Regions from separate parts of the Homo sapiens genome. Here region 2 is linked to region 1. A link is a loop called in an ENCODE intact Hi-C map of the cell type or tissue named here. Cell type or tissue: PC-9. All regions are shown on one strand. Each heading gives the region's core, and the rest is flanking DNA. Links, peaks and the distances in the headings are about the cores only.

Region 1 (15,391 bases), core at 4,302-12,301:
TGGCGGTAGGATGGGGAAGAAGGGGGAGATCCTCCCCTCCTAAGCTCTGTTAGCCTTCATTCTGCTGAGACCCCCATCCATCCTATAGTGCCTTTTGCTATTTTCTCCCATTTCTGTGGACTTCAAGATTTGGAGATGCCTGGGCTTGGCACATCTGACTTAGGATCCTGACACCAATTCCCTTCTGCTCCATCACCCAGGCTTGCAAAGAATGAATATAACGGTGTAAATTCTGTGTTCAAAATACCTGGATCAGTTCTTGCCTCCAGTGCCTGTTAGCTGAGAAAGCTACTCACCCTTTCTGTGCCGGAATTCTCCCAGCTGGGAATAGAGCTGACTGTAAATAGCCTTGAGAAGTGTTTCTACAAGGTTGTTCTGAGGATTAAATGAGTTGATGTTTGCTAATGTGTTATTATGTGCAATGCATGGGCTAGTACCTGGCACGTGGTAAGGGTGGCTATCATTTTTATACCAAATCTCGAACTTTAACTCAGGCGCTTTGTTACCCATAGGGAAAATAGAGTTAGATTCCTCCTAGCCGCTAGAAAATTGAAGCTATTCTCCTTTCTGCCCTGGGTCTTGGGATTCTAGGAAGTCCAAGAAGAGAATGATCCATTTTTGGTGAGTACAGGCCTGGAGTTTGGGGGGTACCTGAGAAGCTCTGAGGGTTTAACACAAGTTGACTCTTCCTGCTCCCATGAGTGAACTCTAGGGGCTACGCAGTTAGGCTATTTATAAACAAACACAACATTTTCTGGGGAAAGGTTACAGGTTTATTTTAGGTGGGCTCCTGCTTGGCTGGGAAGGCCTGTACTTGTTATAGCTGCTTGGCTTAGCTCTCTGCAGCCTGGCAATGCGGAGTTCAGCTTGAGGTCAAGCTCTGTTGAAGTTGGCAACGTGACCTAACTCAGGCGGCTGGAGCTTGCGATAACCCCAGGGCTTCCCTTGGAATTTGCTGCTGTCCTGCTCTCCAAACTGGCATTGCAACCTCAGAAGTTTATCCTGGGATTGGACTGGAACAGCAACATGAATGCCACAAAGTTAAAACAAGCAAGATCTTTTAGGAAGAGAGAGCAACTTTAGCTAAGGGATAAATCAGCTACCTTAATAGTGGAAGGTCAGGTACATGCAGTGACATTTTCCAAGCCTATACAGATGGGGATGTCTTTGGTATTTTCTGCTTCTTGCTCATTGGACCCTGCTGCTTTGGGTACCATCATGAGCCAAGACACATTAACCTGAGCAGACTTAGCAGACTGATTTTTTTTTTAATCTCTTTTGGATTTGTTGTTTTGTGATTCTCCTGTTGAGATTTATGTTGCAAACTCAGAAAAACAAAGAAACCCAAAATTTTCCACCTTAGTCAGTCCTTATAATAATGTCACATAATAATAGACAATATTTATAAGAATCTGGCAGAAGTGTCATCTCTCAGAACCCAAACGCAATCAAAATCTCACATCTACTTTCATAAGGGACAAAGTAATAGTAAAGCCCTTTGCAATAGGAACAAAAATTCAGCAGTTACTATTCTTTGATTCTTAGAAAAGAAAAGAATGAGCTGGTTGGGCAGGCACAGTGGCTCACGCCTGTAATCCCAGCATTTTGGGAGACTGAGGAGGGCAGATCACCTGATGTCGGGAGTTAGAGACCAGCCTGGGCAACATGGTGAAACCCCATCTCTACTAAAAATACAAAAGCTAGCCTGGCGTGGTGGTGCACGCCTGTAGTCCCAGCTACTTGGGAGGCTGAGGCATGAGAATCATTTGAACCCAGAAGACAGAGGCTGCAGTGAGCTGAGATCGCACCACTGCACTCCAGCCTGGGTGACAGAGCAAGGCCCTGTGTCAAAAAAACAAGAAAAAAAGAGCTGGTTTATGCTTCTGGCCCATAAAAACTAGCAGATAAGAAGTCTTGATTGAGACATTAATGCTGAATGATTATGCATGCATAGAAAATTCCTCAGTTAGGTCAACATAATGATTTCATCGAAGGCTTGAAATAGATGTCAAAACCTGGGTATTCGAGAGCTTCCAGAGAAAGCTGGGAAATCCAAGGAAAGGCCTTGCAGAAGAGTAAGGGAGGAGATATGGGAATATACAGGGCAAAATTTATTTAACTTACCGAAAGGTATGTGTATATATTCATGCCTTTGTCACAACCTATTTGGGTAAACCATAAATGTCCTTGAATGACAAACTTGTGATTATATTTATATTAGACATGCACAAATTTGCATAATAATATTTTTTGAATCAATTTATAGAGAGTTTGGAATAACTCTGATTAAAACTGCCAACGGTCAAATAGAAAGCCAATAAAAACCAATATGTCAACAAACTGCACTTTCTAATTCCACATAAAAATGTAAGTAGACTCTAGATTTAAGGTAAGGTTGTCTTTAACCCAGACACTGAGGGCAGGATTCAAAATGGATTACTAAAGAAAAGGGTGGATCTTATAAAATGAAGAAAAATCAATTAGCATTCACTAAGGATGGATAAGTCCAATCACTTTAATTTCCATTTTGGGCAAGCTGACTGGACAATCTGACTGGACAGATGGTCAGGAAACAGGTAAGTCTGACCTTCAGCAAGGCGTGTGACAGTATATTTTGGGTTATTCTGTAGACAAGATAGAGAAATACAGATTGAAAGCTAAAATAATTAAGTGCATTAGTAGCTGATGGAGAACAAAGGACATGAATGATGCTGACGGCTGTCTTCTTGCAGAATAGTTACTTTTTATTTTCTGAGACGGAATTTCATTCTTGATGCCCAGGCTGGAGTGCAATGGCGCGATCTCAGCTCACTGCAGCTTCCGCCTCCCAGGTTCAAGCAATTCTCCTGCCTCAGCCTTCCGAGTATCTGGGATTGCAGGCACCCACCACCATGCCTGGCTAATTTTTTTGTATTTTTAGTAGAGACACGGTTTTGCCATGTTGGCCAGGCTGGTCTTGAACTTCTGGCCTCAGGTGATCTGCCCACCTTGGCCTCCCAAAGTGCTGGGATTACAGGTGTGAGTCAACATGCCCAGTTGCAGGATAGTTACTTTAGTGATACATTCTTAGTTTTAGGTTTTACCCTGTTTAGCTGTTATCAGTGACTTAGGTGATATGTACAAGGCATTCTCACCACATCTGCAGGTAACGTGAAGTGGGGAAGGATGGGATATATGTTGAATGAGAGATGTGTTGGCTATTTGTCCCATTTCCAAAAATTCAATAGTTTCTTTGACATTCCTGAAAAGTTAACAAGATACTTACACGAGGAGTCAGGTTTCATGAACTACCTCTGCATCTTACACTTTCATAGATAAATCTGCCTTAAAATTGAGATCACTTGTATCTATCATTAACCTTTAGTTAGCCCTATCTTCTCTGGGGATTCTAGGGTCTATGACCTCGCTATATGGATTGAACATGAAAGCTCTTGCAAAACCTATATTTTAATTCTACCCCAAGAAACAAGATCAACTGGATTAAACTCAAGAGAGGCACAATATTTCCAAGTAGTGTAAAACATTTGAGTTTTGATTTCTTATTATTCTTACTCTAAGGATTTAAAACCCTTCCAGATTAACTGCATGCATGATCACTTACTAGAGGAAAAAAAGATGCCTTTCCATGTGCTATTGATAGATTTTGTGAGCATGAACCTGGAGTGATCTTTAAAGTGACTCAATTATTGCCTGAAATACTGACTAATGTTAATGATGACAAAGTTAAAAATCATTATTCTTTACATGTAATCTCCAAATGCCATCAAGCCAGCACTTTCAATTGCCAGAGGTACATTTTGCAGTGAAAACACACAGACAGGTGCAGTGGCTCATGCTTGTAATCCCAATGCTTTGGAAGGCCAAGGTGGGGGGATCACTTAAGGCTAGGAAATCAAGGTTTCAGTGGGCTATGACAGCACGACAGCACTCCAGCCTGAGCAACACAGCCAAACTCTGTAAAAAAAAAAAAAAAAAAAAAGAAAGAAAGAAAATAAACAAAAACACCCAAGCAAAACAGCAGAAGGCCCTGATGCTCAGAATCAGGCATTCCAAAGGAATGATCTGAGTCTTTTGTCTTCTGTAACTTTCTCCAACATACCAAATTCCTCTTACCTCTGAGCCTTTGCACGTTATTCCCTCTGCCTTGATGCTGTTCCCCATATTTTACACATCCTTTATGAAAGTGAAAGTCCTTGGGAAGAAATTCCTAGAATTTCACCCTGGGGCAGATTCCCTGCTGAGCACTCTCCATGCTGCCTGTATCTTCCTTTATGACATTTACACCCTTTGTAATTATATATTCATGCACAAGTGTCAGTGCATTTGTTCACTGTTGTGTTTGCAGCATGCATATGCTTCACATGGGGAAGTCATTCAATGCATAAACAGAAAGGGAAGATTATTCAGACATGTGGTTTGTCCATTTCTGGAGGGACTTTTCTTAGGTCAAGTCAGACCACCCCAAGACTGCCCTGGAGTATGATATTCTTGGCTTTTATTGGAGATTTCCAAAAGAAACTTTTCAGGGTGAGGCACAGTGGCTCATGCCTATAATCCTAGCACTTTGGGAGGCAAAGATGGGAAGATCATTGAGGTCAAGACCTCAAGACCAGCTGGGTCAACATAATGAGACTCCATCTCTACAAAAAATAAAAAAATAAAAACTAGCCGGATGCAGTGGTGTGAGCCTGTATTTCCAGCTACTTAGGAGGCTGAGATGGGAGGATCACTTTAGCCCAGCAGTTCAAGGCTGCAGTGAGCTATGATCGAGCCATTGCACCCCAGCCAGACACTGTGTCTAGATTTAAATGAAAAATTTTTTTCAGGGAAAATGCTTCCACCTCACTAGTGTGCTATTTTCCATCTCTCCAGGGAAAGAGGTCCTACTGTGTTTATGAAGTGCTTCATTTACTTTAGCACCTTGGGGATCCAACACTTTTGTGTCTTTCCAACAGTGCCTGACCTCAAGAACGGGAGGCACAGCTAAACACCTGTTGAAATGAAAATGCTTATGCCAACACTTAAAAACGATTCTTCTAGACAGCTGCAAAGAGAAATGGTGACAGCCCTGTATGAGAAGCCCAGTCATCAGGAGTCTTAGCTTGTGTTTCTCTGGAACCCACTACCTGATGTAGAGCAAGTCAGTGCTGGGTCCCAGTTTCTAAGGCGATAAGAAGAGTGGTATCAGACTAGATAAGCTCCCAGGTCCTTTGAGACTCAATGCCTGCTATTCCATAATACTGCTGCCCATTAGGTGTAGGTAAGCTGCCCGGGGCCCTGTCTGGCTCTGTTGAGCAGAGAGAATGACAGGCCAGAGTCCAGCATGCCAGGGGAGAATCAGGGCTTACCACCTCGTTATGTGGAACTTTTCCCGTTTTGCTTTGTGTATTAGTCTGTTCTCACGCTGCTAATAAAGATAAACCCAAGACTGGGTAATTTATAAAGGAAAGAGATTTAATGGACTCACAGTTCCACATGGCTGGGGAGGCCTCCCAATCATGGCAGAAGGCAAAGGAGGAGCAAAGTCATGTCTTACATGGTGGCACGCAGGAGCTTGTGTAGGGGAACTCGCCTTTATAAAACCATAGATCTTAAGTCTCATGAGATCTGATGGATCTTAAAAAACCATTAGATCTCATGAGACTTATTCACTACCATGAAAGCAGCATGGGAAAGACCTGCCACCATGATTCGATTACCTCCCACGGGGTCCCTCCCACGATGCATGAGAATTATGGGAACTACAGTTCGAGATTTGGGTGGGGATACAGCCAAACCATATCACTTTGGGGTTTTTGTTGTTGTTGTTACATTTATGCCTAAAAAGTAAAACATGCCCAGTGTGAAAAATCTGAAAACTAGAGAAAAGTTGAACCATTCAAATAAGCACCTGAAAAGCCATTATCTTAACACAACTATGGATACTAGGTAAGCACATTTCTGCCCTGGCTTCACTTTACACATGTGATTTCTTCCTGAGATTGCACTGTGCATGGAACTGTGTGTCCTGCTTTCTGAGCTTACTATTGCATTCCTTAAAAAATTGTGTAGAGGCCGGGCACGGTGGCTCACGCCTGTGATGCCAGCACTTTGGGAGGCCGAGGTGGGCAGATCACGAGGTCAGGAGATCAAGACCATCCTGGCTAACACCGTGAAACCCCATCTCTAATAAAAATACAAAAAAATTAGCTGGACGCAGTGGCGGGCACCTGTAGTCCCAGCTACTCGGGAGGCTGAGACAGGAAAATGGCGTGAACCCGGGAGGCGGAACTTGCAGTGAGCCGAGATCGTGCCACTGCACTCCAGCCTGGGCGACAGAGCGAGACTCCGTCTCAAAAAAAAAAAAAAAAATTGTGTATTGAGTATCATCTGAGTGCCTGCATTGTACTGCTGGAAAGCTCAATGAACAAGACAGTGCTGCTTTAGGGAATTCACAATCCCGCCTTTTCCATACCATTAAGAACTTTCCATAAGCTTAATTTGTAATGGCTGCAACTGACTCTTAAAACAATTTGTAGCTGTTGATATTTTGCTGTGTGTTGCACTGGAGGAGAAAATCCAGCTCATGAGACAGTAGAAGGCTGAGTAAAGGACAAAGGGTGAAGAGTGATGAGGTGAAGTCAAAGTCGCAAACAAGAAAATGAGAAGGAAGAGAGAAGGCAATCAGGAAAGGGAGAAACAACCAGTAGAAGCAGGGAAGGTGACCCACTTTAAGACCAACTGCTCTGACCCCAGGAATTCACTGTTTGATTTTGCACTGAGAATGAAGAATGCAGGCTCCAGTCCCACACAGGCTGCCGGCTGTGGGCTCTTGGGCAAGTTCCTTCACACATCTGTACTTCAGTTTTCTTGTGTGGAAGATTGAGATAATAATACTTATCTTCCAGGTGGGTAATAATAAAGATTAAATGAGACAATGCATGCCAAACTCTAGCACCTAAGTACTCAATACATGAGATTATTAGCCCTCATGAATTACCACCATATTTCAATACTGCATAATACATTTGGACCAAAGGGATAAGGAAGAGACCAGACGAAGTAATGAAAAGTCTGATTTATTGATTTTTTTTAAAGTACAGTTACCCCTTTAATCTACATAGCTGCATGTGCCAGAAAAAGAAGACACTCAAATGTGATAATTAAACAGTTTTTTTAAATAAAAGGAGGTTATATGAAAGTAAGGGCAAGGAAACCAAGACTCTGTAAAGCCCCTCTGGGGCTAGCAAAAGGGAAGTGACTGCCACCCTTAAACCTACAAGCAAGGATGCAGGTAGTTACAGGACCTACCAAGCTCTAAGACCACCGGATAGGAGCTGTGGCTTTCAGCAGAATGAGTCCCCCTCTGCTCTGCTACAGTGGTTGTCATTGGCTGAAACCGCAAGAAAGCCAAAGGAAAGGGGTCTCAGACCCACTTGATGCAATCTGCAGAGGTCAGCTTCCTGAGCTCAGAAAAGAAGACAGAAATGCCGACAGGGGATCTGGAAGGAGAATGGAGAAAGTTCAGTGCACCACCAGTTTCTGGGACATAGAATTCTGGTTACCCGTTGGCACTTATGAATTTACCTATCGAATACCATTTGTAAATGTCCTCATCATTTACCTAGTGCCCGAGTGTCACTGCAGACCACGTGCCTTCATCTCTGTACACATCTGTGCTGGCTGCAGAGAACAGTGACCCAGATCACAGTTTTAAGAGCTACCACCACTCTTCTGAAATGGAAGAGGTTCCCTTGTCCCCCTCCCAGGGCGTGCGATGAGGGTGTGCCCTGCTGCTCAAACCTCTAGGGGAGCATAAAGATGGGCAGGCTGTGGGGCTCCGACCCCAAGACAGTGTCTAGGGTGAATGTTTATAGCTGAAGCCCCAGTGGGTATGTGTTACATGTGTTACAGGGTGCTCTTTTAGCTTGCCGTCTACAGGCGGCGTGTGCTAACCAGCTCAATGAGACTCCCTTCCTTATCAGAAGGACAGAGGGATTTCAGTATCCTGGGGTTTCTTGCCTTGGTGTACCAGAAGAATCGGATCACACGTGGGCTGCGAGAATGTGTAAGGCTTTGTTGAGTAGAAGTAAGGCTCAGCAAGGATGCAGATGGGGGAGCCAGAAGGGAGATGGTTTTGTTCTGGAGTCGGGCTGCTGGGCGTCCTGGGCTCTCCTCCGACTGCTCCAGCCAAATTCCGCGTCGTTCTGCCAGTCAATGACCTCCCGGCCAGCGGGTGCCTGTCCTGCTCTTCTGCCCGCGCTCTCCTCTGGAGGCCCTCTCCACAATCAGCCGCTTGCGCCTTCTTCCGCCAATGTGCTCCTCTCTACGTCCAGCGGCTTGTGTCTCTGTTGTGCTAGGGACTCCGGTTTTTATAGGCCCAGGACGGGGGCATGGTGGGCCACAGTGGTCTTGGAAAATGCAACAGCCGGCGAAAGCAGGAGTGCCTGTCCTCACCTGGGCCCGTGGGGGTGGAGCCCTAGCCAGGGACCACACCCTCCCCTACTCAGCACTTCCCTTCCTCGGTTCCCTATCATTTAAAGGGACCACGCTCTTCCCTTCCCAGCACTTCCACACCACTTCTAATGGCAAGGAGAAATCATGGATGTAGATTGCAATAAAAACATGGTCAAGTGCTGCAACTCTTGTTGGTGTGAGGTTGATTTAGTATTGTAAAAACATACATTTGTGTAAGAAAACTACTGTTTATATTTAAATATTCCTTATGCTAAACCAAATGTGTTTATTTGTAAAAAGTATTAATATAGGGGTGGGGGAATATATTAATCTATATTTAGGTTTTTTAAAAGAAACTCTAACCTCTCGCAAGTTACCTTTGAACTAATAAGTCTGTTATTAATTTAGAGAGGGTAGAAGGGAGCTGTGCCTTTCAGGAGCTTGTTTTAATTTGTTGGGGTTTTTTGGTTATTTCTGTTTTTATTTCATTTATATATTTACTGCCAACATCAGTAGCCTCTGCCATCTGAGAAGGCCTGCTCATTCATTTCCAGTTTGGATGAAGTAAAAGATGACAGAGTTAGTAGAAAGCACATATGGTAAAAGAGAAGGCTCTTAAGAGATTTCTTCCTTCTCACACTGCCAGGCTGCCCTCCAGGGCTGGCAGATAGGCATCAGGACTTTGTGTATTTTGGTTTGTGTTCAGAGATAAGGGTATTTCTGCCATGATGCAGGAATGAGTGGAATTTAACCATTGTATTCATTACTGGAGTTTCAAATAACTTTGTTCTAGGTTTATTAAATTTCCAAAATAGTCTCTTAAGTTATACCAAATGCAAACTGTTTTTTTCCTGAAACCTTCTGATTGGTTACCAATATCCCAAATTCTCTTGTGACTGTTCTTAATTTTTTTCCCAAGCTCTTTGTTATAAAGAATGATTCACTGACTATATTTTTCTCAAAAGGGATGTTAAGCTTCAGCATTGGATTCTAATCATAATTCATGAGATATTTGAACATGCTATTATTTATCACACAATTACAAAAAGTTTAAGAATCCCGCCAATATATACCACCGGTCTAAGAATGTGTTAGGAGGTGGGCAAACTGATTTAATTTAAATACTTGCACAGATTCTTCCCTCTTTCCCAGGCCTTTACCCATGATTGAAATGCAAATGTTTGTTTTTAAAGCTTTAAAGCAATTTGGTTGGCTTTCTTTGACTGTATTTTTTTAGCCCTTTGGAATTTGCAATATCAGATATAACAGTACTAATACCAGAACTGAAAAGTCCAACTTGATGACATTTTCTACCTCACTAGAAGCCAGATAGAACAAACATCCCTTGGTAAGGAGGACTTAAATAAGTTTTTTGCCCAGTTATTCATACCCAGAACCACATATGGCAAGGCGGGGACCCATACTGGGTGCTAGTCAGAGGCAAAAAATTCTCCTGGACTTAACTCATCATTTGGGAATCTCTTAGAAAAAAAAAAAATTGAGAACAAAGTAGAAGTTTTTTGCTCTCCAAGCCCAAGGGAAAAGTTCATTGGAGAATCATATCAGAAAGTAGATTTTCATCAAGAAATCAAATTCGTGGCTCATGACTGTAATCCCAACACTTTGGGAGGCTGAGTCAGGCAGATCACTTAACATCAGGAGTTCGAGACCAGCCTGGCAAACATAGCAAAACCTCGTCTCTACTAAAATATACAAAAATGAACAGGGCGTGGTGGTTCATGCCTGTAATCCTAGCTACTTGGGAGGCTGAGGCATGAGACTCGCTTGAACCTGGGAGGCGGAGGTTGCAGTGAGCCGAGATCGTGCCACCGCACTCCAGCTTGTGTGACAGAACGAGACTCTGTTTTTTGGATTTTTTTTTTTTAAGTCAAATTCAAAATGGCCTTTCTACTTTTCTCAATTTGGAGTGTTTATGCACAAGGACAGAGTGGATACGTAGAGGCAATTCTCCCAAGTAACCTAACGGATGATTGTTCTGTGGGCTCACATCTAAAATAACCTGCACATTTCAGTGTAATTGGAGTTGGGTCTTGTTTTTGTTTTTGTTTTTAAAGAATAACTTACATTCTTCCTTCTGCCAGAAAGTATTTTAAGCAGGTTTCAATAAAACGTTACATACACAGTAAGTTTGTTAAAATAGACAGAAAATCAAAAAGCATATAAAAGGGGAAGTTTAAGATAGTTACTGCAACTGAACATTAAATTTAATTCTGAGCTTCCTTGCAGTTTAGGGAAAGAGTAAAAACAATGGGTTACATTGTTTTCTGCCTCCAGTGAAAGGAAGCATTTCACTGCTTCAGAAGATACTTGCTTTTTTCCTGCCACTGATTTTTAAGAGGGTTGTAGCCAATGAGCCCTTATATGCTTTACAGAAAATACAAAAAAAGGCCTTCATATGACCTTTTTCATCCCCAAACAAAATTTGGAAGCACAATACTAAAAATAAACCCAAGGAAAGTAAAACATTGCCACCCATAGGGGTGGGACTAATGAGATTAATGTGTTCTTTAAAAATCATCTCAAGGCACTAGGGAGTATATATTCTAGATTTCCTATAAGATAAAATGTCCCCGATGGCACTTTTTAAGTGTATATAAATATTCTTTTTCATTTACTTCGAATAAAAATAATGGCAAAAATAATGGCACTCACTTTCTGCATTGGTAGTTTTAAAAATTCTGAGAAAACTAAGAATTCTATAATAAAGGTACCCCAAAGTAGTCATGATAGCACATAACAGAACATGAGGCCCCCATGTGTGCTTAATATAATATGGAAATGAGTTTTCTCCTATATTACAGCTTGTCACAGAACTGTTTTTTGTTGGGGCTCCTTTATTTTTGAGAATGTAGTGAAATAATGAACACCATTATCCAGGGTTTGTTGACATAGAAAAGGGGAACGCTAAATTTATGAGTGGTCAGAGGAGTTTAGTGATCTCAGCAGTACTCCAGGTCGTAGCAGAACCAATTTGGATTTCTATTCTGAAGGCACTATATGGAAGGATCAAGATGGTTTCCCGTGGGCTCAAGCTTAGCTGTAGGGGAAAAAGTGACTCGGCCCTCCAAATTTAACTTAATTGGCATTGTGGGAAAACTTCTTTTCCACAAAGCAGCCCACACGGTGTACCCTTTGTAAACCAAGGACTGTTGTTGAGGGAGCTAAAGATGGGGCGTGGCTTTCTACCACAGTTTCCATGATCCGCCATCTTGGGCATCAGCAAAAGCCAACACAGCCACATCACACCAGGACAGAATGCTGAGGAAAATAAGATTCATTAAAAGAAGGGTTAGCTTTTAATTTATATATATTTAAAGGATTCCGTTGTTTTTCCTTTGGGGTTGTTCTGTCTTCATTCAAAGCTGCCTTATTTTAATATTTCTTTGAATTCCCAGAACAGTCATTCTTTTAGTTCTTTAGATAATCTCTTAGGTCATAATAACTTTCCAACAGTCACAGTACTTTGCAAGTTATTGAAGGATTTATTAAAGCATGTCTTATGGCCAGGCACAGTGGTTCACACCTGTAATCTCAGAACTTTGGGAGGCTGAAGTGGGAGGATCACTTGAGGCCAGGAGGTTGAGACTAACCTGGACAACATAGAAAGACTTAATTTCTACAAAAATTTAAAAAATTAGTCAGGCATGTTGGCATGTGCTTGTAGTCCTAGCTACTTGGGAGTCTCAGGCAGGAGGACTGCATGAGCCCAAGAGTTGGAGGCTGCAGCGAGCTATGATCACAGCACTGCACTCCAGCCTGGGTGACAGAGTGAGACTCTGTCTCTATAAATAAATAAATAAATAAATAAATAAATAAATAAATAAATAAAACATATCTTCTTTCAAGTATTTATTAAACAAACTTAAAAATATCCAACTAATACTAATTTTGGGGGACCTTGCCCTCTTTTTTTGTATTTCATTCTATGGCCATTGACTATTCTTCATTGGGCTCCCTGAACCATTCCTTGTGTATTCTAATGCAATTTCATGTTTTTCCTCATTGAATTTCATTCATTGTTTTGCTAGTTTAGTGGTCAAACAGTGAAACTAAGTACTGAGGCTTTCTTTACTACGTAACATAATGGCTCCTGATTAGCACTGCTTTAATTCACACTTCACCTATTTATTAAATATCTACTATGTGTAGGGCATATTTTATTTGCTAAGTGAATTTTAGATTTAAAAAGTATTCGTTGTAATTGAAACTAAACTCAAAAGCGTATCTATTACATGAACTGTTGCAGTATCACCTTCTCCCTAGCAGATAACAGTAGAAAGGAAGAGAAGTGTCATTGTGCATAAAAATATTTTAGTAACCTCTTTGGATGGTGAAGGCTGTTTCTGCAATGGCCCAGGGCAAGACAAAGAGGGACCCTAATTGCTGTGCACAAAAGTGTTGTTAGAATATTAGTTTATAGCAGCAGCCAGGAGAGGAGTGGAGTGAGGTGAAGCTATAAGTAGTTCCAGAGACTAACAGGCTGGAGGCAATATCAGGTGCCTATAACACGTGGTGGGAGTGAACAGCCAGTAAGAAATTCCCAGCAACAGAAATGGCCTTGGTGTTTTTAAAAACAGCATTGTCTAACATTCATTTAAAAATCATTTCTCTGTCAAGTGGAATGTGATCTTGCTATTACCCTCGAACCTTCAGAACTTATATCCGTATATTCGAGAAAGCCCTGTATTAACAGGAGTTTTATGGAATTAATGAATAAGGGAGCTGGGACATTTAGGGTGGGGTGAGGTGGAAAGCGGTGACCTGTAGCTAGAGACAAGATCTGATGGATCAAGAATTAAATGGAAACGGGAAACTTGAACAATGGACAACTTAGAAACACACGTTCAAGAATCCGTAGGTGTTGGATCCATGGAGTTTTAGGTGGACTAGAGTACGTTGCATTTAAATTACATGTAACCATCAAATATGCAAAACATTATGTATCAACCCAAAATATATATGTATAATTTTTTTAATTTTCAAAAACTTTAAGATTCACCCTGAAAGTTTAAACGATTTGAGGCATCAAGAATGCTGATATTTAGAAACCACTTTAGATCTCTTTAAGCCTTGACTTCCTCAACTATAAAATGGGCATAACACATTAAGGTAATTATGAGAATTAAATGAAATATTATAAACACACTGTTTTTGGACAGTAGGTAAACTATTAGTAAATACTACTTTATTCCTTCCTTAAGATCTTCACATATAGGTAAAAAAAAAAAAAAGCCCAAATGATGGTTTATATCTATAATAAGGCTAATATTAATAGTTATTGACAAGTTTGGTTAATGCCTGGGTAAAAAAACAGTTCAACATGTAGCCTATCATACTGATGTTAGTGAGTCAGCTGACATTAATATATTTAGGCGATTTTGAAGTTTAGCAGTGGTGGATTAAAAATGGCTCCGTATTCTTCAATACTTCTCCCATGAAGAGATGGGGTCTCTGTTCCCTCCCTTTGAATTTAGGTAGGCCCTTGGTTAGTTTGAACAACAGACTATGGTAAATATGATACTGTATCCGTTTCTTGGTCCAGGCCTTAAGAGACTGGTAGATGTCACTTCCTTTTCTTGAAATACTTGGAACACTCTGAAGCTCTGCTGCGGTTTAAGATGTCCAACTAACCTGAGATTGCCATATTGTGAGGAAGCCTAAGCTTGCTATTTTGGAGAGAGAGAGACAGTGAGAGAGAGAGAGAGATAAAGGCAGAGTAAGAGAGAGATACCCATCCAGCCTTCAGCTGTTTCAGCCCCCAACCATTCAAGTCTTCCCATCTGAGACTCCAGACATTGCTGAGCAGAAGCAAGACATCCTGAGGCATGCAGAGATGTTGGTCAGTGGGTACAAAGTTACAGTTAGACAGAAGGAATAAGTTCTGGTGTTGTATTGCACAGTAGGGAGACTATGGTTGATAATATTGTCTTGTATATTTCAAAATAGTTAGAAGAGAGGATTTTGAAATGTTCTCATCACAAAGAAAAGATAAATGTATGTGGTGATGACTATGTTAAATACCCCGATTTGATCATTGCACAATGCATGCCTTTATTGAAACATCACACTTTACCACATAAATATGTATAGTTACTACGTGTCAGTTAAAACTTAAATAAATAAATAACAGCGAAAGAGAAGAAAAGAAGCATGCTGTTGCACTGTGTTCCACCTGAGTTTTTCATCCACAGAATTATGATTATAATAACAATAATAAATTATTATATTAAAGCCACCACACTTTGGGGTAACTTGTTATGCAGCAATAGATAATCAGGATATCAGTGTCTTAAGTTTAATTCCCAATACTGTTTTTGGTTAGCTTCAGGATTAGGTGGTCCCTAAATTTAACTTTAATACCTATTTTAATTTTTTTAAACTCACCTAAAGTAATCAGGCAGAAAGTCCACTTGAGGGAACATGAGTGAACTATGAAAGCAGATCCATTTGGTGTTAAATCTTAGCTCACCTACTTATTAATTATGTAAAGTTGGGCATGCGAAAACATGTAATGTACCTGATATAGACCAAGTACTGGGCAGATGCCAATTCCTGCCCCCTTTCATCTCCTGGTCCCTTTCTTATGATATATTATTGCTGTTTTAGAGCTAGGAGGTGTGGCCTAGCATGGATTCTGCAGTCAAAGACACATGGAATTCAAACCTATGCATTATGTACACGGCCTTAGAAAAATCACTTAAAATCAGAGTCTCAATTTTCTCAACTAAATTACTGAGAAGATTAAGTGAAATAATTCATGTCGAGTGGCTAGCACTGTCCCTGGCACAGAATAAGTGTTCCTTGGAAATTCCCATTGTCATTATTCTAATGAATCATGTCAAGCATATATGTTAATCAGATTATATTAGGAGATTGAAACATACATTTAATGATGCTTTGGGGGAACAGAAAAGAACATTTCAATCATTTCACG
Region 2 (15,391 bases), core at 3,307-11,306, 110 kb before region 1:
CCTTTTCAACCTTAGATGGCTGCTGCAGTGGAGTTGGCTGCTGCTGAAGCTGAGAGGCCCTGGGATGGCCAAGTGTTTGGCTGACTTTCAGTGACTTGGGGCCATTTTTATGAAACCCTTGAGAGAGCTCCTTACCAACACCTGGCAGAATTCCAGATGCCACTCATCCCCTCTCCCCAGCATCCCTGTATTGCTCCTCTTCTTTCCACCTTGATTGTTTCCTTCATTTTTGAAATATTTCTTTATTTTCTTCTGCTCCAAGGTGCAAGATTTCCAAAATGGCACCATGGCAACGGTGGAAACTCTTACTGCCTGTAACCACAGAGTTGGAAGGAGGAGAAGGGTCAGGTGTGTAGGGAGTGTTTTTAAAAGTAATATTGATGGCAAGAGTGGGGTTTTCATGAGGCGGCCCCCCTTGACAATTAGTACTTGAGTGATAACTGGGAAATGTCGAGTGCAGGGAGTCTGGGGTGAAAAGGCAGATGGAGAAAGGTCAGTAAGAGGCAAAGGATGGGCTTGAGCAGCTGGTGTTCCCAGCAATGTCTGAACTTGCTCTCTAGAAGAAGAAAAACCAATACTGTCCTCTAGGTCTTAGACCTCTGTCAGTGAGGGAAATGAGATTTCTCTCCACTGGCACATTCAAAAGAGCTACCTTCAAAGGAGCAATGGTAGAAATAGGGTCAAGGGGGCAGAATGTGTTTTGACTTTCCATGGTCCTACTCCAATTCCATTAAAATTGCCTTTGCCCTTCAGGAACTGACCTGGTCTGGACTTCACACTTGGGACCAACCCAATGTCTTAGAACCTGAAATCCATCTAGAGCCTCCACAGGGCAACTTCACTATCACATTCTGCCATTTTAGCTAAATTTCAGATATACCAGGTATATTTTCTGCTGCAAATACTACCCTGGGAAGGAATTCTTAAAAAGCAAAAATAAATAAACAGGCTGGGCATGGTGGCTCACACCTATAATCCCAGCACTTTGGGAGGCAGAGGTGGGAGGACCGATTGAGCTCAGGAGTCCGAGACCAGCCTGGGCAACACAGTGAGACCTCATCAAATTAGCTGGGTGTGATGGCATGTGCGTGTAGTCTCAGCTACTCAGGAGGCTGAAGTGGAAGGATTGTTTGAACCCAGGAAGCTGAGGCTTGCAGTGAGCTATGATTATGCCGCTGCACTCCAGCCTGGGTGACGGGGTAAGACCCTGTCTCAAAAACAACAACAATAACATCTGTTCATGATAGCTTGTTGTCACTTTGTCAAGCAGAGAATAGATTATGAGAGGACATAGATCATGAGGTATAGAGAGAGGAGGGTGGTGACACAGAAAGGCTGAGATTCTGGTGGCCCCTCAGTGGGGAGTCAGTAGCAGCCGGGGATCAGCTGGCAGATCCCTGGGAGGGCCAGGGCTGAGTGGACAATGGGGAAAGCCATGGACTGTGGCCGTCCCTGCAGAAGCATGGCCCTGAGGAATCAGCCTGCCTGCTCCAAACTGGCGCACGCTCACTTCCACACCCGCGAAGACCACACATGTCAGGAAGGGGCCTCAGGTAGTAAAGTCTGCATACCCTTTCTGGATACAATGGTGAAAAGCGGCATCGGAGAAAAGAAAATTTCCTTTCATGAGTTGTCTTTTAAGTTTTTCCTAATTAAAAAAGTCATAGATGTTGAATGCAAAAATCAGTGGAAAATATGAAAAAGGATATATGTATATGTTCAAAGCTAAAAGCAAAAAGAAAGAAAAACACTAGCAACAATGTAGTATATTTCACATTTTAATTCATTTAATGCAATTTTCACTTACATTTTATATATACATATTTTTAGAGACAGGGTCTTGCTCTGTCACTCAAGCTGGAGTACAGTGGTGTGATTATAGCTGACTGCAGCCTCGAACTCCTGGGCTCAAGTGATCCTCTTGCCTCAGCCTCCTGAGTAACTAGGATTACAGGTGTGCACCACCATGCCCAGATAATTTTTAAATTTTTTGTAGAGACATGGTCTCACTATGTTGCCCAGGCTGGTCTCGAACTCCTGGCTTCAGCCTCTCAAAGTGTTATTGTAAGCATAAGCCTCCACACCCAGCCTCATTAAAAAAAATTAAGGCCAGGACTGGTGGCTCACAACTGTAATCCCAGCACTTTGGGAGGCCCAGGTGGGCAGATCATGAGGTCAGGAGTTCGAGACCAGCCTGGCCAACATGGTGAAACCCAATCCCTACTAAAAATACAAAAATTAGCTGGGCGTGGTGGCACACGCCTGTAATCCCAGCTACTCGGGAGGCTGAGACAGGAGAATTGCTTGAACTGAGGAGGCGGAGGTTGCAGTGAGCTGAGATCACACCACTGCACTCCAGCCTGGGTAACAGAGAGAGACTCTGTTTCAAAAAAATAAAAAAAAATAAAAGCACCGCTGGTATGTGTCAGGCTTTGTATTAGGCACTGGGAATGCAATGAGAAGCAAGATTAAGGTGGTCTCAGTCTTCAGTAACAGAAATAATTATGTACTGTTTATTCTATCTTGTAGGTTCTTTTTTCACTTAATTATATGGTGACAATTTTCTTATACCAATAAATATTCCTCTACAACATTATTTTTAATGGGTACATATGACTTCATTTTATAGATTTACCATTATTCATTTAACCAATCTCTTATTGTTAGACACCTAGGTTTTTGAATTCCTCCCTTTTTATTTTGACAATATACTGTTAAAATGAACATTCTTGAATGTATATTTTGTTTCTATTATTTTTTGTTACTTTAATACCAGACTTATTTTAAAAGCTTTTTAGATATTTAGTGAAAGATTATTCATCCAGAATGTTCAGGCATGGCTGTTCATGAGCTAACGATATTGCTAGAATGTAAGCATCTTATTCCAAATAGTATGCTTATTAAAAAAATAAAAATGTGCCTCTGCCAAATGTCTTCTAAATGCATACTCTTTCCCCATTTTTATGTATTAAGGGATTTAACATATATTGTATATTTATGTTATGTTTTCTAACAGTTGTGAACTTCTCAATCAGTTAAAAATGCTATTTGCTACCAAGTAGTAGAGAGCTAGGTTTATGTTATCTTAAACAAATATGGGTTCATTTTTTTTTATACAACAAGAAAACTGAGGACTGAAGAAGGTTCTCAGTGTTGGGGCTAAAGTCTCTATGATATTCTTGACTTTGCCTCACAGTCACAAAATGGCTGCCCCTGCTCCAGGCTTTACCTCCTCAGTCACGTTGGGAAGAAACAAAGAAGTGCCCCCAGAGACAAAAGCAAAGACTGTCCCAGAAGCTATAACAAACTTCTTTTTACAACTCTTTGTACAGATTCACATCACATGGTCAACCACGGCTACAGGTGTGGAAAGTAAGTATTGAGATTTTTATAGCTTTTATGATCAGAATGAACTAGGAGGAAGAGGTTCACACATGGTGGTTGGGACAGCCAGCCAGCGGTAGCTGCCATGCCCAACCACAACATATGATGGCCACAGGACTATTCCAGTGCTCCAGTTACCAGGAAAATGGCTTTGATGTCACTGAATTGTCCTTTCAATCTGGACTTTTGGGTCATTCATACCAGCACCATGAGCTTTATATTAGAGAAGGGTGATCATTCAAAAATTATCTTAGAAAAGAATACAGTAGGACAAATACAGTAGAATAACTACAAAACCTTGAACACATTTTATATTCTCACCCACAGGGTATGAGAGGGTTTGCCTTTCTACATTGCCCAATCTGGGCATTAGCATTATTTTAAATGCTTGTCAATTTGATAAGAACCAAATAACAACTCATGGCTTTTGTTATTAAGAGATGAGGTGTCAGTCTGTTGTCCAGGCTGTTGTGCAGTGGCATAATCATGGCTCACTGCAGCCTTGACCTCCCAGACTCAAGCGATCCTCCCATCTCAGCCTCTTGAGAAGCTGGGACTATAGGCGCATGCCATCATGCCTGGCTAATTTTTTTATTTTTATTTTGTAGGGACAGAGTCTGGCTTTGTCACCCAGGCTGGTCCTGAACCCCTGGGTTCAAGCGATCCTCTGGCTCCACTTCCTAAAGTGTTGGGATTACAGGTGTGAGCCACCATGCCTGGCATAACAGATGGCTTTAATTTTCCCTTCTTTGATTATTAGTGAGGTTTTTCGTGGTTTTATCTTCTGTGTGTATGCCTTCTCTTATGAACTGCATGTTCACCTCCTTTACACATTGTTCTCTCTCTCTCTCTCTCTCCTCTCTCTCTGTGTGTGTGTGTGTGTGTGTGTGTGTGTGTGTGTGTGTGTGTGATGTAGAGAAGGTTTGTTTTGCATCCCCCACTGGTCGTTTTTTTCTAGTATGGTTTCTACCTCTTGTGTCGTGCTTAGAAAACCTTCTCTTCTCGTAAAACAGCTATACAAACAACTAAATTTTCTCCTTTGATGATTTTATTTTAAATCCTTATTTTTTTTTTTTAGTCCATCTGGAATTTCTTTTGGTGTAAACCATGAGGTAAAGCTCTAACTTCGTGTTTTCTAGGGTCAACCTGTTATCCTGGCACAACTTAGTAATCATCTATTCCCCTCTAAATGACCTTGCTACCTTTATCATACGATACTGAATTTGGGGGGATCTGGTCTCAACATTCTACTCTGGTCCATTGACTTCTTTGTCCATTCTGGGGCTACTGGCATATTCGTTTAATTACTGCAGCTTTGTAATAGCACCTGGCACTGCAAGTCTACTGCTAGTCTTCTTGTTTGTCTTCTAAAATACTTTATTGGATTTTCTCATGTGTTTAGAGCTCCTCATTATTCAAGGTGTTAGTATGAATTATGGTCGGTTTAGTAAAGTCAACCCTGAGCAGCCTGGGAAAACTGTCTGCTCTCTTGGCCTTGGGTGCCATAGATTAAGGAACCATTCCTGGATTCTTGTCTACCGAGTATTTTTACAAAGTTGACACTTGGGGTGAAATTGCTGGACTGTTCCCAGAAAAGATTGACCTCGAACTCATGAAAGCATCTGGGAAAAGTTGACAAGGAGTTCCAGTCATCAACACATCCTGAGTTTTCTCCAGAAGGGGATTAGTTCATTCATTCATTTTTCTCCTGAAAACACTAAGATCCTGGCTTCACCATCTCACAGAGACATGGCCAGGATGACACAGACACTGGACACACATTGATGTCACTAGATCCTTTTTTCCTCTGGCTTCTTTCACATTAAAGAGTCTCTATTTTTAGTACAGGACGAAGGGTATTTATAGCTGTAGTTTTCCAAAGATCAGACACTGTGCCAGGTATGTGGTTAAGACAAGGGGCACCCCGCCTGATAAAGTGCCATGCATTCCCGGGAGCCAGGGTGATTTTTCCTCTAATGACACTTTCCTGGTGGCTTCCCTGCTCCATTCCATCATTTTGATCCATGTGCCAAATTCCTGGGCTTGACACATGTAAAGAGATAATTCACATGATCCCCAGCTTGTTTTTGACTCTGTTTCTTAAAAAAATGCAGTAAAACTTTATAGTATGACCAGCATGACTCAATGTTGTTTCTGGATTTCAAAATATTGAGGTTAGATGTGCTAATGGTTTGCTCCGGAGCTACTTTTACAAGGCAAAGCCAGGGCCCCTCTTGCCAGCACATCCGAGCAAGAAACAGCAATGTGTTCTCAGCGCTAACCTTTCCCCCCAGAGCACGCCATGTCTTCAGCTCCAGAACCCGGAGAGTGCAGCTGTGGAGTAGGAGTCAGCCCTCGTGTATCACCTCCCACTCCAGATCGTAAATAAAAATAAAACGTGATTCCAAGTAATCTTGTGCTATTTCTGCAATCCAGTTGGGAGCAATGGAGAATGCATCTTTTTTTTTTTTTTCTTTTTCTAAAAGCATCTCACTGGAGCAGAATTCTCCAGAAATATTTAAATATCTGTCTTATTCTCTTTGCACATTAGCTATCTGATTCAATCTCCCCCTTTCTCTTTTATTATCTCCTTTACCCTAATGGCAGGCAAGGTCAAAGAGAATGAACTTAGTTGCTAGAAAATAATCTCCTTGTTTTGACAAGAAAAGTCTTGGTTTCTCTGAGAGTTTTATTTTCTACAAATGCCATAGCATTTATCTCACAGAAAGGAACTGTTACAGATCCCCAGAGTTCACCTTATCTCCTAAATAAAACCCTTTATTTATGAAGCGAGCCTTGTGGTATGTCTGGACTCTGCTGTTAAATTTTTCTTCCTTTTAATGTAAAGAGAGAGGACTTTGTTTCCTACCTTAGGGGGATTTACTCAACTTGCTCAATAGCTGGCTTTAGGCAGGACAGCTCACATGGGCACTAATGAAAGTTACATTTCTGAAAACCTCTGCAAAAATAAAAACAAAACAAAAACAAACAAAACACTTGTCCACTTGAGCGTTTCTCAATGCCTTTTCCTTTGAACACTTTTATTTAAATTCCCCTTGCATTCAAACTTCTTTGGAGTTCAGGTGTGGGAAGGCGGAAGACTGGGTAAGGGTGGTGGTCATGGAATCATATTGTTTAAATTAAAACCTTCTGGTGCTGAAGTGGCATGTCTGTCCCCCTGCGAGTCACTTGCACATCTCAGTAAGCAGCTTTGGCTGTCTTAATATTTTGCCTAACATCTTCCGTCAATGTTCCTGTTTCTAGACAAGCTTCTGTGTGTTTCAATTACATGAATTACTGGGATTTGCTTGGAAACAAACTTTTCATGACATTTAGTAAAGCTGAGTAGGTGGGACTGTGGGCGAAACCCTCTTGAAGTTTGCGGTCCTTCCGTAGGACACACGGTTCATAAATTGGAAATTAGATTGGCTCGTGGAGAAGGTGGGGTAACAAAAAGAAGGAGTTGAGCTACAGGCACCCCTGAAATCTTTCCTTTAATTGGAAATGGAAACATGCCATGAGTCACACAAGACCCTCCTAGTCTGATTCAGAAAATTTACAAGATCCCAGCTAACTTCGAGTAGTGGGTCCTGACCCCCAAATCAGGGCAATTGAGCACATTAAACAAAGCTCACCATCTCAACCCCTCACAACCCCTACTGTCCAGGCTCTCTCCCTCTCTCCCTACATCTCCCCAACAGAGAGGACTGGCAAAGGAAATAAGGTCTTCCAGATGCCAAAATGTGACATTACATCCATTAAAGTCAGTGTCTGAGGAAGGAAATGAGTGTCTTTGACAGGGTGGCTAATGGAATTTGTATTAAATGGGGTGTCACAGAATGAGACTTCCCCAAGTGACATGAAGTGGGCATCCAATCTCTATGGCCTCCAAATTTTCACCTATAAAATGCAATACATTTTGCCTCTCTGCAACTTACAGATACTTGTGAACAAATTAAGAAGCTTCTCTTTAAAAACTAGAGCTGGGTCTTACTCTGACATGATTTTAATATTGGTATATCTCTTTAGAAGGGAAGAAAATATTTATCCAAATTCCTCGTCTGGGGTGCATTGGATTTCAATTTTTTATCCACTGATTTTTTCTTTGATATATAAACTTTTCCCAGATAAAACAATATTACTTTTGCTTATCATACCAGATGTCCCAGTGTTGGGTTCAGAAATTAGGGTTAATATATAAAGGATGTACATCCTTCTCTGAATATATGAGTGTGTGTGTGCATACACGCTATTTAAATCACAGATGGTTCCAGCTGGCATCCAGAAACAGAATCACACTGCTGATGTAATGATAAATGAAAACTAATTTGCAGACCCAGAGTACAATTCAGCCACAGTGAATGCCTTTTTGTAAAATTTTGAGGTGAGTTCTCCCTATGTTGCCCAGGCTGGTCTCAAACTCCGGGGCTCAAACAATCCTCCCGCCTCAGCCTCCCAGTGTGCTGTGATTACCGGTATGAGCCATCATGCCCAGCCCCAGTGAATGCCTTTAACAAAGGACGCCAACTGCTTCTGGTTGTTTTAATTACGCCGACCTTTTAGATGGCCTGGGAGTGCTGTTACTATTCAGGTGGCAAAGAACCCATTGTCTGCGATCTCGCCCAGTTGATCTGAGCTTGAGTCAGGCATGAGCTTTCAGTCTGTGAAAAAGAGCTGAGAAATGGCAGGCTCTGGGGCTGGTGGCCTTTTGGGCCAGGCTGGAGAGAACGTCACCCCCACCCCTCGTCCTGCCTCTGTGGTCTGCTCCCTGGGGGCCCTGATGCTATCAGCATTCTTGTCAGAGTCTGTCTGGGTGACGGATGATTAATGAGCTGTAACTACAACTATCTTTGACAAAAACCAGCAGTGCAAGGGTTGGGGAAGTTGGGGGTGGGGAGCATGCAGGGAGCTTATCTATCCTCTGGTCCCCATAAAAATGTCTGGGGAAGTTCCCTTCCGTGCAGCCAATCTAACTGTGTGGATCAGAGCTTTTCTGGGACAGAGCATATTTACTGCAGGCCAAGTTTTGCAGAAATTTTTAAGGAAAGAAGGGGATTTAAGGTCTTCCTCTTCTCCCTCTTCTTCTCTCTTATTCCTTCTGTTTTTCTATGAAAAAGAACTGAGGAATGGCAGGCTCTTGAGCTGCCTCCTCCTCCTCCCCATCCTCCTCCTCCTCTTCCTCCTCCTCCTGTTCTCCTCCTCCTGTTTTCCTTCTCCTGTTCTCCTCCTCCTCTTCTCCCTCTCCTCCTCTTCCTCCTCCTCCTGTTCTCTTTCTCCTCCTTCTTCTTTTCCTTCTATTCTTCCTCCTCCTTCTCCCCCTTCTCCCCTTCTTCCTCCTTCTCCTCCTCCTTCTCCCTTTCTTTCTCCTTATATTCTCCTTTTTCTTCTTTTTGTTCAAGGTTTCCAAAGCAGAATCAGCTTTGGTAACTCTGAGCTGGTGTGCTGTGACTTATAGGAGAACATACACGTCTCACTCCAAAGGGGTGTCAGAAGCTGTGGAAGTGGATGAATGGGAAGTTTGCTTTGAAGAAGCTAATTGTCAAGATTCATTTGCTATTCAGGTTCTCCTCTTGCTGGCCTGGGCAGTGTATAATTTGTCCCAGTAAGGAGCTGTTCACTTTTTAATCAGATTGAAGCATGCTTCATTGCTATAGGTGTCCTGCTGAAATCCAACCCGGTTATATTTCACTGCCAATGTGGGCAATTACACGAGCCATTTAATATATACTTTTGTCCATGAAACCACTTGCTGTAGAAACTCCCGCATTAGAAACAGCTTGTAAATAATCTGCTGCCTGAGCATTTCACCTGCTGTAATTTCTCCTAAAACCACAGCATATCTACTTAGTGACAAGTCCAAGTCATCTGCTGCACAGCTTAGGTCATCCAAGGGTTGACAGCAGAGATGTCTATTTCAAATGACAACTCCAGCTGACTTCAGCCCAAATTCCATCCCTTTTCCCTATTGCTGAAAATGGTCTGCTCTCTTTGCAACGTATGCAAGCTATTTTTCCCCCTTTTCTCTTTGAGCAGCCATAAAACGTTACAGGCTGTGCTGTGATCATTCTCTTTATCCCATAAGGAGAGAGGAGAGGGCGAGCCTGTGGGATGAATGCACATGGACTTCTCTTGGCACAGACATGATCTGGAGCAAGGCGTTGGCATGCTCCAGACCTGGGGCGAACGTGACGCTCCCCTGGGTGTCTCGCTGCGAACAGAATTGAGCCAGAAGACGTTGACTCGAACATTCCTGTGACCTTCGGCTGCACGGAGGAGTCATCTGCTTCTTCTGCAGCAGACGGGGCTGATGATCCCCCAAGGAGATGTCAGATTCACTCTCAGGATGGAAAAACCAAAGCAACACTTGAGCTCATCTCTGCTGTCTTTTAATCATCTGCCAGATCAATAAACTGCTCCCTGGGACTGGATTCTTCAAGACAGCGTCTGGTATGGATTCTCTGCGTGGTATAAAGTCCATTGGCTGGAATAGGCTCAGGCTTGCAGCACGCTTTCCAGCCCAGCCAGCCAAGGCACTGAGCTGAGCTTTCAATTTGCCCCTGCCCTGGACGTGGGGACTCTGGGTCAAAGCCCCTAAGGGCAGTGCCCCAAGTGTACCCACACAGGATGAATGAAGCTTCTTAGATGCTCCTGCCAAAGGTAGTAAGGATGGATAGAGGTACTGAGGTGGCTTCCCAGACAGAGGACTTGCCTCAGGGACTGTAAGGATCAAGTCAGGCTTAGCTACCGTCTTGCAACTGTGACAACACCTGATACTCACACTTGAGTTTCCCTATTCCCAACACATACCCAGGATATTCTGGAATTCAACTGATCTCTCAGGCTGAATGCCTTTATTAGTGTTACTATTATTTTGAGAGAGAGAGAGAGAGAGTCTTTCTCTGTTGCCCAGGCTGAAATGCAGTGGTGTGATCGTATCTCATTGTAACTTTGACTTCCTGGGCTCAAGCAATCCTCCTGCCTCAGCCTCCCCAACAGCTGGGATTACAGGCACACATCACCACAACTAGCTAATTGTCTTACTCTTTGTAAAGATGGGGTCTTGCCATATTGCCCAAGCTGGTCTCAAACTTCTGGCCTCCAGTGATCCTCCCACCTTGGCCTCCCAAAATGTTGGGATTACAAGCATGAGCCACCATATCCAACCTGAATGTTCTAATCCACAACTTGGGGTTGTTAATACCTGTCTTCTAGAATGGTTGGTGAATCAAGTGAGATCACGGCAGTGCATCACATTGTTTATGATGTGATAGGTGTCACAGCACATGGAAACATCTAAGCTCCATAAACCTTTAAAAAACCACTTGCAAGGTTGATGCCCTGCCAAGTTGTCAGGAGGGGAAACTTATTTTGTCTGCTTGCCTTAGAACATCCTTCCTCCAATTTCTGAACACCTAGGGTCTTTAATTCGACCTGACCACACTGCTGGAATTCCATTTTCTTAATCAGTGACTTGGTTAATTCTCAATTCTTTATACTGATGGAAGCTAGGATGGTCCTTTAGAGGCTCTAGATACTGCAAGTGTTATGGTGCTCCTAGAAATTCAAGATAAAAATATACAATAAATACAATAAAGAGCAATCAAGCTCTTATTTTCTTTAGATAATGACTTCAGTAGTGTGTTTGTAATTTTTCACATCCATTCTTTTCCAAACTGTTTTGGGGATCCCACTTTGTCGACACCTGAAGGATGTGCTCAGTCTCTTTATACCAGGTAACTCTGATCTGATTTCTGTCAATCACCCCAACTTTGCTTCTCTGCTCACCTGCTGATGAGCTCTAAAGTCTTAGAGTCAACAATGGGAGGGGGAATGACTACAAAAGGTGAGGTGAGAACAGCACACAGAAGCCATTGTGGTGAATGTTGCTTTGGTTACAAAAACCAGAATCCAGAAATTTCAGAACAGGAAGGGCCTCAGAGTTCATCTCATCCAGCTTTTCCCTCCCCAGCAGGTGCAGGTGAAGCCAGTGAGTTCCCCGGGGACATTATGAAGTAGTGAGCAGAGCATGGGCTTTGCAGCCAGAAGGCATGGGTGTTCTTACATTTAGAGATGCATGGGGGTGAAATAATAGGATGTCTGGAAAGCAATCCTGACAAAACAAAAATAGACGAAGTAAATCTGGAAACCGATGAATAACTATTCAAGCTAGGTGATGGGCATGAGAGAGCATGATCTATTTTCTCTACTCTTCTTATGTTTGAAAAATCTAGTAATAATTTTTAAAAGCCAGCATATGTGGATTCCCATTTTGACCTTGACACTTTTCGAATAGGTGATACAAGGCTGCCCATTCCACCTCTTGGCTTCCTCAATTATAAAATCAGGATATTGATGGTCATCACTGTTTGAGGATATAATGGGGTGAGGAATAAAACTCCTTTGTTAACTCTAAAGTACTACACAAATGTAAGTTGTTTACTGATTAAAGCAGAACATATATTAATCAAATACCTGATGCAACAGCTTATAAGTGGCTCAACTGGGTCTAACACTGCTCCCCCAAATGGGAGTTTTCCAACATGGAACTTCACGAGGAACCCTGCCTCTGCAGGCAGCTTTGGACATTTGCAGAGGGTGTAGTGACATAGACTTTAGTCCAGGTTTCCATTCAGGGGCATGACTGGTGTGGAAGGAAGGACAGAGGAGGAGGCTTGGCTGCAGCTCCTTGGCAGACAGAGAGGGTCTCTTTTCTTTTGCTATTGATTTCAGGGCATCCAATGCTAGCAACTTGCTTTTTTATTTTCAGCGGGGACCATGAAAGCTTGATGAGAGTGGGGATAAGAACCGAGCCTTCCTTGTCGCCCCTTCTTGGGGGATGATGACTGGGGCTGATGCTGGAGGGTGCCTGGGATCACTTTTTGCATCACTCTGGACCAGATGGCCCTTGGCCTTTGGGTGTGTCCAGTGTCACTGTGCTGTGCTGTGTGGGAGGACAGGCTGCCTAATTCACCACGTGCACCACATTGGACAAACCAGTGTTCCTGCCCAGGTTGCATGTCCTAAGCCAGAGAATGGGCCATTAACATTTGTCTCATAGGATGGTTGGTGAATCAAGTGAGATCATGACAACATATCATGTTGTTTAGGATGTGGTAGGTGTCACAGTGAATGGAAAAATCTCAGCCTCATAAACATTTTTGAAAGCCACTTGCAGGGTTAATGCTCAGCCAAGTTGGGAGGAGGGGAAACTTACCCTGTTGGCTCACTTTAGAGCACCCTTCTCCCAAGTTCAAATACAAAGGGCTTTTAATTAGGCTTCTTCCTTTCCACGCATTCCAACCTCTCCCTCCCTTTCCTCCCTCCTCTCAAAAGCTGCTTGGAACTAGCTGTCCCACTAAAACAAGTCCATCTGCTCATTTTTCCCTTTTACTAGGGACACTTTCATGTTACTGGGACCACAAAGTAAGCCCCCAAAATGAAATGATATTTGAGACCTGTGGTTGTCTGTTTTGCATGGTTATAAAGGAATACCTGAGGCTTGGTAATTTATAAAGACAAGAGGTTTATTTGGCTCATAGGTCTGGAGGCCGTATGGTATCGGCATCTGCTCAGCTTCCAGTGAAGCCTCAGGAAGCTTTTACTCATGGTAGAAGGGAAGCAGGTGTGTCACATAGTGAGAGAGGGAGCAAGAGAGAGGAGGAGGTGCCAGAATATTTTTAACAATCATATTTCATGTGAACTAACAGAGCAAGAACTCACTCATTACCATGGAGTGCACCAAGCCATTCATGAGGGATCTGCCCCCACCCCATGACCCAAACACCTCCCACCAGGCCCCTCCTCCAACACTGGGGATCACATTTCAACATAAGCTTTGCGGGGACAACCATTCAAACTATATCAAGACCTGTGGGACCCATCAATGGAGAGGGGACCTGGCATCCAACCCCACGCAGAGGAACACAGCGTAGGTCAAGATGTGAACAGAGACGGACAGATGGGCAATCCTAAACATGCATTCAACTGACCCGAGATGCATTTTGTATTTCTCTTGTCTTGCTGGATCCTTGTACAGCTTTGAAGCTATGTCCACATTGCATTCATCTCTTTTGTCTTCAAAAGCTCAAAGTAGAAAGAGATTTTCACTGGTGAAACATCACTATGGCTCCAGACATAAACTCACGGATCCTGCTGTGAAATGACTTTTCTCATTAAGGGCCATTCACTGAAATAATTAGAGCAGAGAATCCAATATTTGGGTTTCTATGACTTTCTCCCTTGTGAACTGTCACATGCTGAAATTTTAAAGACAGATCTCCCTTTGTGACAGGCGTCCTTTACTGACCTATTTGGGGTCACATATTTGGAATCCAGGTCCCACCTACGTCAATGGAAATCCTGTGGGCAGAGAGCGGGAGGGCGTTCTGACACACCCACACCAGCCTCAAGCCTTCAAAGCACAGGGCTGAGCTAGGAAGAGGGATTTTATTGTTTGTGTCTTTGGAAGTATGCTCTTTGGTTTAACTAGTAAGAATGGCTAGACCTTTTTTGCTATTCATTTTCATACTAAAATTTGTTTAAAATATCCAAACTTGAAACATAAATATTTATATTTAAAAAGGCATTTATTTCACAATTTCTAGACTTCTGGAATGTCAGACCAATTGATAGCTAAAATCGACTCCCCTGCCTTGTTTTTATTTGAGTTGGAGTCTTGCTCTGTCGCCCAGGCTGGCATGCAGTGGTGTGATCTCGGCTCACTGCAACCTCCATCTCCCGGGTTCAAGCGACCCTCCTGCTTCAGCCTCCTGAGTAGCTGGGACTACAGGCGCAGGCCACCACACCCAGCTAATTTTTGTATTTTTAGTAGAGACGGGGTTTCCCCATGTTGGCCAGGCTGGTCTCGAACTCCTGACCTCAGGTGATCTGCATGCCTCAGCTTCCCAAAGTGCTGGGATTACAGGCATGAGCCACTGCACCCAGCCACCCTGCCTTGTTTTTAAAGAGTGTGAGGGTGGGAGGGGAGATTGCTCTTTTGCACCATACCTGAGAGTCACCTATCTTTGAGCAGAAAGTCTCTGAGACTTACCTATGCATGTACATATAGAAAAATACACATTGAATAAGACATCCTGCAAACAATGACCAACTTTTGGCTCTTATTTTGTTTGTATCTTTCCCACCACAAGTTTGCCTTTCTACCAAGTGCTGGAACATCTGTGATTAATTTCCAGGGAGCCCTGTATTTAAGATAAGAGGAGAAAGCTTCAACTAAACATTTCCAAGCTTCTAGTAGGTCATCCATATTTGTTTTTTAATCAATGCATCCTTTATTTAAAGCTTTTAGATTCAATGTATTAAATTTTTTTGTGCCTCAGTTTCTTCTGTAACTTGGAGCAAGCTAAATGACCCTCCTTTGTAGCCTCAAAAAGAACTTCAGGTAAATAAAGTTTTTACTTGACATTAAGGACAAAATAAAGAGAAAATACTTATTTTTGTGCAAATAAGTTGGAAGAGACCCTCCATCTAATTAACTTTGTATTTTGAGAGCACGTTTCAACCTGGTATTCTTTTTTTTTTTTTTTGGAGATGGAGTCTCCCCCTGTCGCCCCAGCTGGATTTCAATGGCGCAATCTTGGCTCACTGCAACCTTGGCCTCCTGAGTTCAAGAGATTCTCCTGCCTCAACCTCCTGAGTAGCTGAGATTACAGGCGTGCGCCACCACGCCTGGCTAATTTTTGTATTTTTTTTAGTAGAGACGGGGTTTCACCATCAACCTAGTATTCTTTAAACAATGCAACACATTACTTTGCATACTGATTTTGCAGGCTCTTGGTAGATGTTAAAGATTTAAATTCCACATTACCATATTTACTAGTGATGTGGTATCTTGGAGAGGGTTTTGTGCTCTGGTAAGATGATTCGTTTGGAAAAGATGACTGCTGGGGCTCCATGCTGTGAACTTCTGTAGTATTTTATCTGAACCTCTCCTATTGCAGTTAGGACATTCTATTCTGTGATATTTTTCTTGAATATCACAACTCTG

The links. Peaks named below come from ENCODE experiments on the same cell type or tissue, not always from the same donor. Only the 100,000 strongest peaks of a DNase experiment are listed, where the experiment ranks them.
Region 2: it touches region 1 in a loop (12-fold over the local background); 7 of 110 quality-filtered maps call a loop at or near these places.

Annotation. Positions count from the first base shown.
Region 1 is chr10:29,135,698-29,151,088 of GRCh38, reverse strand. No RefSeq gene overlaps it. Among named protein-coding and RNA genes, the nearest start is that of LYZL1, 150 kb to the left of the region's middle. RefSeq lists enhancers at 9,723-10,223, 10,224-10,724. In PC-9, for the core only: no CTCF peak of the experiment used is centred there; DNase peaks (open chromatin) are centred at 9,098 and 9,908; H3K27ac peaks cover 1,496 bases.
Region 2 is chr10:29,247,526-29,262,916 of GRCh38, reverse strand. No RefSeq gene overlaps it. Among named protein-coding and RNA genes, the nearest start is that of LYZL1, 34 kb to the left of the region's middle. In PC-9, for the core only: no CTCF peak of the experiment used is centred there; DNase peaks (open chromatin) are centred at 5,566, 6,236 and 8,156; H3K4me3 peaks cover 915 bases; H3K27ac peaks cover 2,350 bases.